Regions from separate parts of the Homo sapiens genome. Here region 1 is linked to region 2. The links are chromatin contacts, found by Hi-C or POLR2A ChIA-PET in ENCODE. All regions are on one chromosome and are shown on one strand. The core of a region is the stretch at or near the end of the contact, and the rest is flanking DNA. Distances in the headings are between cores, read along the strand shown. Region 1 has its middle 210 kb from the start of FGF13-AS1. Region 2 has its middle 330 kb from the start of F9.

What was found. Hi-C counts contacts between places; a loop is a spot of excess contacts on that map. ChIA-PET counts read pairs that join two places held with the same protein, here RNA polymerase II (POLR2A). Pooled maps may share reads with other maps.
Region 1: a loop to region 2 is called in a map of PC-3, with 9 times the contacts of the local background. The contact joins two enhancer-like sites. A Hi-C loop is called at or near these places in 3 of 168 maps with a recorded cell type or tissue (A673, PC-3 and gastrocnemius medialis) and 2 of 50 pooled maps. POLR2A ChIA-PET finds 5 or more read pairs at or near these places in 1 of 52 experiments (MCF 10A).

Annotation. Positions count from the first base shown.
Region 1 is chrX:138,923,860-138,927,038 of GRCh38, forward strand. It overlaps a transcript of FGF13 not described here. Among named protein-coding and RNA genes, the nearest start is that of FGF13-AS1, 210 kb to the left of the region's middle. RefSeq lists an enhancer at 1,655-1,799 and a cis regulatory region at 1,722-1,732. Within about 2 kb of position 1,697, at least 4 of the 41 ENCODE cell types and tissues checked have a DNase peak (open chromatin) inside an H3K27ac peak, as active enhancers do; they include PC-3, where a contact is called at or near this core.
Region 2 is chrX:139,199,252-139,202,332 of GRCh38, forward strand. It overlaps a transcript of FGF13 not described here. Among named protein-coding and RNA genes, the nearest start is that of F9, 330 kb to the right of the region's middle. Within about 2 kb of position 1,705, at least 2 of the 41 ENCODE cell types and tissues checked have a DNase peak (open chromatin) inside an H3K27ac peak, as active enhancers do; they include PC-3, where a contact is called at or near this core.

The DNA.
Region 1 (3,179 bases), core at 447-2,946, 280 kb before region 2:
AGCTCAAATGCTTATTCCTTTATTTAAAGGAGCAACCCTTACCACCACATCAGGTGCTCTTCAGCCCATTACCAAGGAAATCTCTCTCTAGTGGCATCATTATTGGTGCATTCCTGAATTGAGTAAGGCAGGAAAGGATAACCATGTTGAAACTTTGATACTAGAATGAATAACTTGTTGCAAATGGAAAGTTCCTTTTGATTTTCATGAAGCTTTATGAGGTACTGAGGAGAGGATGTATTAGTCAGTTTGCTTTTTATTGCAAATGGCAGAAACCCCACTCAAATTAGCTTTAGCAATGATGGGAATTTATTGGCTCACATATGGGATGTCCAAGGGGGTATGTTCACTTCAGGCATGCCAGGATCTTATGGTTTGAACAATATCAGCAGCACTCTGCCTTTTTTCTCCATCTCTCAGCTTTGCTTTTCTCTGTGTTGGCTCTATTGTCAGACAGGTTTTTCCCACAGTTGGAAAAGATGGCCACTAGAAGCACCAGGCTCTGGTCTGGAGACATAACCATGAATAGGAAAGATACAGTTCCTGCTCTCTTAGAGGTATGACTTGAGGAATGATGAGCTGTCTGGACATCTACCTCTTGTGACATGATACAGGAGTAAAATGGACAATAATGAAGGCAGCAAGGACATATAGATATGCAAATAATGAAATAAATAAGGTAATTTTAGATGGTGACAACCACTATTTAATATGCCTTTAGGACGTCTTGGTCACAGCTTCCCATATACTTCAATTCTAGCCAGTCTTTATAGAGCACCTATACTGTGCTTCCCTGTGTCAAGGGGTTGGGGTGCAGAATTGAGTAACTGAGTCCATAACCCTGAATGACATACAGTAGTATGCTATGCTCACTCAACTGCCACACAGTAAGCAGAATAGGAAGGAAACCGTAAGGGACATCCTAACCAAGGGACCACCCTAGTAGGTGAACTCCCAGGTGTTTGAGGTAGGGGGAAAGTTAAAAAAAAAAAAAAAAACCTGGTAAAATATTCTATGTATGAAGTGGTGAAGGGCAGAATTAAAGTCCTGGTAGTGGTAATTGAGAAGTGATCAGCCATCAATATATCAATATGCCTGGGTGAATGATGGTTTCCTGAGAGCTACAATGAATTCAAGTAGCAGCAGGTCTCAATGAAAACAGCAGGGCAGAGAGTGATAAGCTTGCTTTGAGACATGTTAGTTTGAAGAATATGTGGAAAGCAGTGATCAATATCATTTCTGTTCCCATTTGTTGAGGGACTTTATGTGCCAAGAAGTATGCTTCATATACATTGCTCCACTTAATTACACATCTATTGTCTCTCGGCAAAGCAGATGTTGGTAGCCCCACTTTTTACTTTTGGGACACTTGAAACTCTGAAAAGTTATGATACTCATGCAAGGTCACACAGCAAGTTACGCCACAGCCAACATTTGACCCCCTACCACTGTCTGACACTTTCTGCCTTACCACCCTGTGTTATCACAATGATACCTTCAAAATCGGCAACCAAAAAGATCTTACTGGCTTACCTTCCCATTAAAATCATTTCCAGTTGAAGAAAGAAGGGGATGACTCAACCCCAACAGGAAGGTTGATTTATTTTGGAAGACTTTTCACAAGACTCTTTACGGAGCTCTCTGACAGTGCTAATTTTAACCAAGTCATTGTGAAGCAACCTTGGATTCCTCTATGCAAGGCAAAGTACAAACACAAGCGTATGACTCAGCACAAAGCAGCTGTGGCTCTCCCTCCACTCCATTACCCACACCCCAAAAGGGATGAGTAACAGGTTCACTAATAAATTCAAAACTTTTTCAGAAAGCCCATCCACATCCCCCACTGCTCCAAGTTTTTAATACTGAGGCTTCAGCATCACTTCCCCAAAAGTCTACCCTGGTGAATATTCTTCCCATAATTCCCTCTTGCTCTGGTGTTGAAGGCAGAATGAGCTTCGTTGTGGGACATGTCCTACAATTGGTAAATGTTAGTATGCATCTGCTTTCTGACACCACTGATCAAAGGGAAAAGAGGGCATGGAAGAGCTCAGATGTAGTAAGAACAGCAACAGCAATGGTCATGGAAATCTGGTCTCGATTTTTGGATGAGGGCCTTTGCATAAAGAGCTCTGAGATGCTTCCCTACCTTACTGTTATTGTGAGAGAGCTGCCCAGGACCCTCTAAACTCAAAGTCTCCCCATGATTTTCTCCTATCTCTCTTGTTGATCTCACTCTCCACTGCCAAGAAATGGAGGTGAGTGGTTCCTCAGACTTTGATCTGGAGTCCACAGCCAACAGCTCAGCAGGTGAGGGGAGTTCTCCCTTGCTCTTCTGAAAAATCTGAAGATCCTCTTTAATGTTGCCTGCCAAGCACATGATGAGTTATTCATTCCACAAAAATATAATAATGCACTACTGTGTTTAAGACACTCCTTTAGGGTTCAGTGACACAGCATGACCCAAACAAAGATTCTTGCTTTCATGAAGTGGGAGAAAACAGACAGTATGCAATCAGCATAACATATAAGTAAATTATGTAGCATAATTAAAAGTATGGTATAATTTGATGAAAAAAGAAAAATGTGAGCAGAATAAGGAGAACAAGGAGTGCCAGAGTGGGAGGTAGGTTGTGGTATTAAATAGGATGATCAATGTGGGCCTCATTGACATTGTGAGCGATAAGCAAAGACTTGAATGAGATGAAGGATTTGGTCCAATAGACATCTAAGAAAAGCCCATTCCATGTTGAACAAACAACCAGTGCAAAGGCTCTAATGTAGGAGCATGCCTAGTATATTTTTAAAACAAGGGGCTGGGCACGGTGGCTCACACCTGTAATCCCAGCACTTTGGGAGGCCGAGGTGGGCACATCCCTTGAGATCAGGAGTTCAAGACCAACCTGGCCAACGTGGCAAAACCCCACTTCTACTGAAAATACAAAAATTAGTAGGGTGTGGTGTGGCGGGCTCCTGTAATCCCAGCTACTTGGGAGGCTGAGGCAGAAAGAATTGCTTGAATCCGGGAGGCAGAGGTTGTAGTGAGCTGAGATCACGCCACTGCACTCCAGCCTGGGCGACAAAGCAAGACTCAGTCTCAAGAAAGAAAAACAAAAACAAAAATACAACAACTAAGCCTATATGGCCAGAGCAGAGTAAGTGAGTCTTATTCAGTCACCTCT
Region 2 (3,081 bases), core at 455-2,954:
CAAGGTAATAGACATGTAGGATCCCCTTCATCTACTCTAATGCACATGGTTTTTCCCCCCTCCTTCAATTGCTTAATCTTGACAATTATTGTCCATTCTTTTCAAATTTCTCAACTCCAAAAATATAAGTCATACTGAAGCAGACACTAGAAAGCCTTTTTATTGGATATATTTGAAGAACTGCAACACATTCTGGTTGTTCTATGTTGATTGTAATTCCCAGAATAAGAAGTTGATTTGGACATAAAACAGCACAGCTGCAAAGAGACCTGGAACGCTGTTTCATATCCTTACTTACCGCCTTACAAATCAGCCCTCTGGCTTATCCAATTCTGATTCAAATTCTCTCCCTGATTCCAATTCTCTCCCCAGTCCTGACCCTGTCCTCAAAGCCACCCATAAAATCTCCCTGCTGTGGGCATAGACCTCAACTCCTTCCTTCGCCCCACAGCTCACCCTCTGCTTCTTACCCAGGCCCCAATTCAACATCCATTCCCACTCCAACCTCACCCACATCTCCAGACCTAGGACACATACTAAGCCCTTTAAATTATTTGAACTGTGCTGAAAAGAGGCTTAGAGGAAGCAGTACTAAGCTAGAGAAAAGATACAGTACCCCTAACCCATGCCTCAACTTGCTCCCCCTTCTAGCTTTAGCCTTTGTCAATAAAGAAGCTACACGCTGCTACAAATAATTATGAAGAGGATTTGGGTATAATGTGCACTCATTTTCTCCACCTATCCCCAAGAACAGACCAATATTTCTGATTAGAGATCTCCCTGGTCACACCTCCTTAGCAAGGCTATGATCACCTCCTTCAGCACAGAAAAGACCGTGTGGCTTATGACACTGTATGTAAAACCATGGGACCATGATGTCAGAGTGAAAAAAACAAGTCCCTACATGAGTAATAGACAGATGATCACTGTTACTTCTTAATAAGAGGTCACCAACCTCATAATTTCTTGTCGGTAAAATACCTCTAAACATCTGCTTTTGCCTGGCCCAAGTCTGAGAAAGACACTTGATGAAACCTATTATAGTAAACCACAATGATCAAGATGATCTTTTGGAAGGCATTCAGGACTCAAGCCTAGATATGCTGGCTGCATGACCACAGTGACCTGTCCTTCTTCAGTAGGATAGGATAGAAAGACTATTGGAAAGGGCCAGGAAGTGAACAAAAAACGAACTGTGGTGTAAATGCATGGGGCCACTACTACCCATTACAACAGCAGCTGTACAAGTGGCTGGCTTCTTGGGCTATGCATGGAATTGTCCTCCATTGTCCAGCAGCCAGCATGAGCCCAGCCTGACAACAGTGCTGTCTCACCAAGAGAACCCACAGCCCACAGAGCCTTGAAACTTGCCTGGATATGGTGGCTGTTAAGCTAAGCACAAAGGAAAGGGTTGTTGAAAAGAACACACCCAACTCCAAACATGTAGCCACAAACCTAAAGACAGTTTTGAAAGCGAGAATTAGCTAGCATTTTTACTTAATCCAAAAAAGATTTGGTTTTATCTATAGCAGCCTACAAGATTTCCGATGCCACAGGAAAACTGTTGCAACAAACCAGAAACAGCCTTAACTGAGTGCTTTTCCAACAGAAGACTGCTGAAAAGATCTTATGTGACAAGGTAGAGAAGAGTGAGTCAAAGCTAAGAGAATATCTGCTTGAACAAACAAATATTATGCTTTCTTCTTCCCTGAAATGGAAACAGATCCTCCGGTCCAAGAGCCGCGTGACTCAAACTATATACACATCTGCCAATTTTAAAGTTTATACAAAGCATAAATAAATACACAAAAGGCGACTGGCTGCACAAGAGGCCTTTTTAATAGTTTCAAACAGAATCAAGGTCCCCGCCCCCTTTCCAAACAGAACAGCCTATCTTGTCTGGCTACATTTTTGAAAAGGTTATGAAAAAGATCAGTGTCCATCACTGGTCTTAACCTCAGTGAGTTGAAGAAAATGTCATTTAAAAAGACAATCAGCAATTTATGTACTCTTAAGGCCATATTTCATTCAGCAGCACAAAATAATTTACTGGAAACCTACTACCTGTGCTTTAAAAGCTCTGGAAACACTGTACTCTATAATAATTGATGTAGTTATGATACACTGTGGGTATGAGCCCTAACTGATGGGGGTGGGAGGCTGAATTTAAATGAGCAGTAGACTCTGAAAACAGATTATGAAATTCATTCAAACTGTTACTAAATTATTTGATTTCATCCAATCATCTGTCACACCATTGTTCAAAATTAAATGTGTGTATATTCAAGGTATCTATGAAATGCTTGATCCTATATCTTGCTATGTTACAAAGAATATGCCAATTAGTTTTTCAGCTTAAAAAAATTAAAGATGACCTATATATAGGAAATTTGTAAGTAAGGAAAACTCTTCAGAAATATGGTCAACATATATAAACTCTATTGATTAAAAGATAAGTAGACCTTGTACCTTTCATCTCTAATATAAAAAGTAGTCTTTAAAATTTGGTCACATAAGACTTTTCATATACTTGAAAGAAGAAAATACTAATGGCTACTACACACTTAATATTTTGAAAATGCTCTAAATTCAACAACGAACAGAAAGGCTGAAATGGCAATCTTGCTCTTAGCAGCCAAAAGCTTCCCATCTTCTCGGGGAAGTAAACTCCCTTCTTAAAAGTTGCCTTGTAAAATTAATTTATTCTAATTACAGCCATAATTTCAAGTGCTAATTACTCAATTCCTACAGAGGTATGTGGTTTCAAATGTGGTGAGTCAACACAAGAAAATGTTATGACACATGCCTAGTACAAATTTGTATTATTGAATTACAGAAACCTGTCCTGTTTCCAGATGCGTTAATCCATTCTGGACAACTGCAAATTATAAACAGAACAGAAACTCATTTTCTGTGAATGAATTTGGTTTCAGGGTCTCCCAACGGTAGCCTGAAATAAACCTGAAGTAACCACCTGATGGAAATCAGGAACCAAAGTTCCAGAAACAAACGAGAAATACTCCCAGATTCAACAGGGGAATGACGTGCCTAGATCAATCTGGTGCTACATTCTTTAATTAC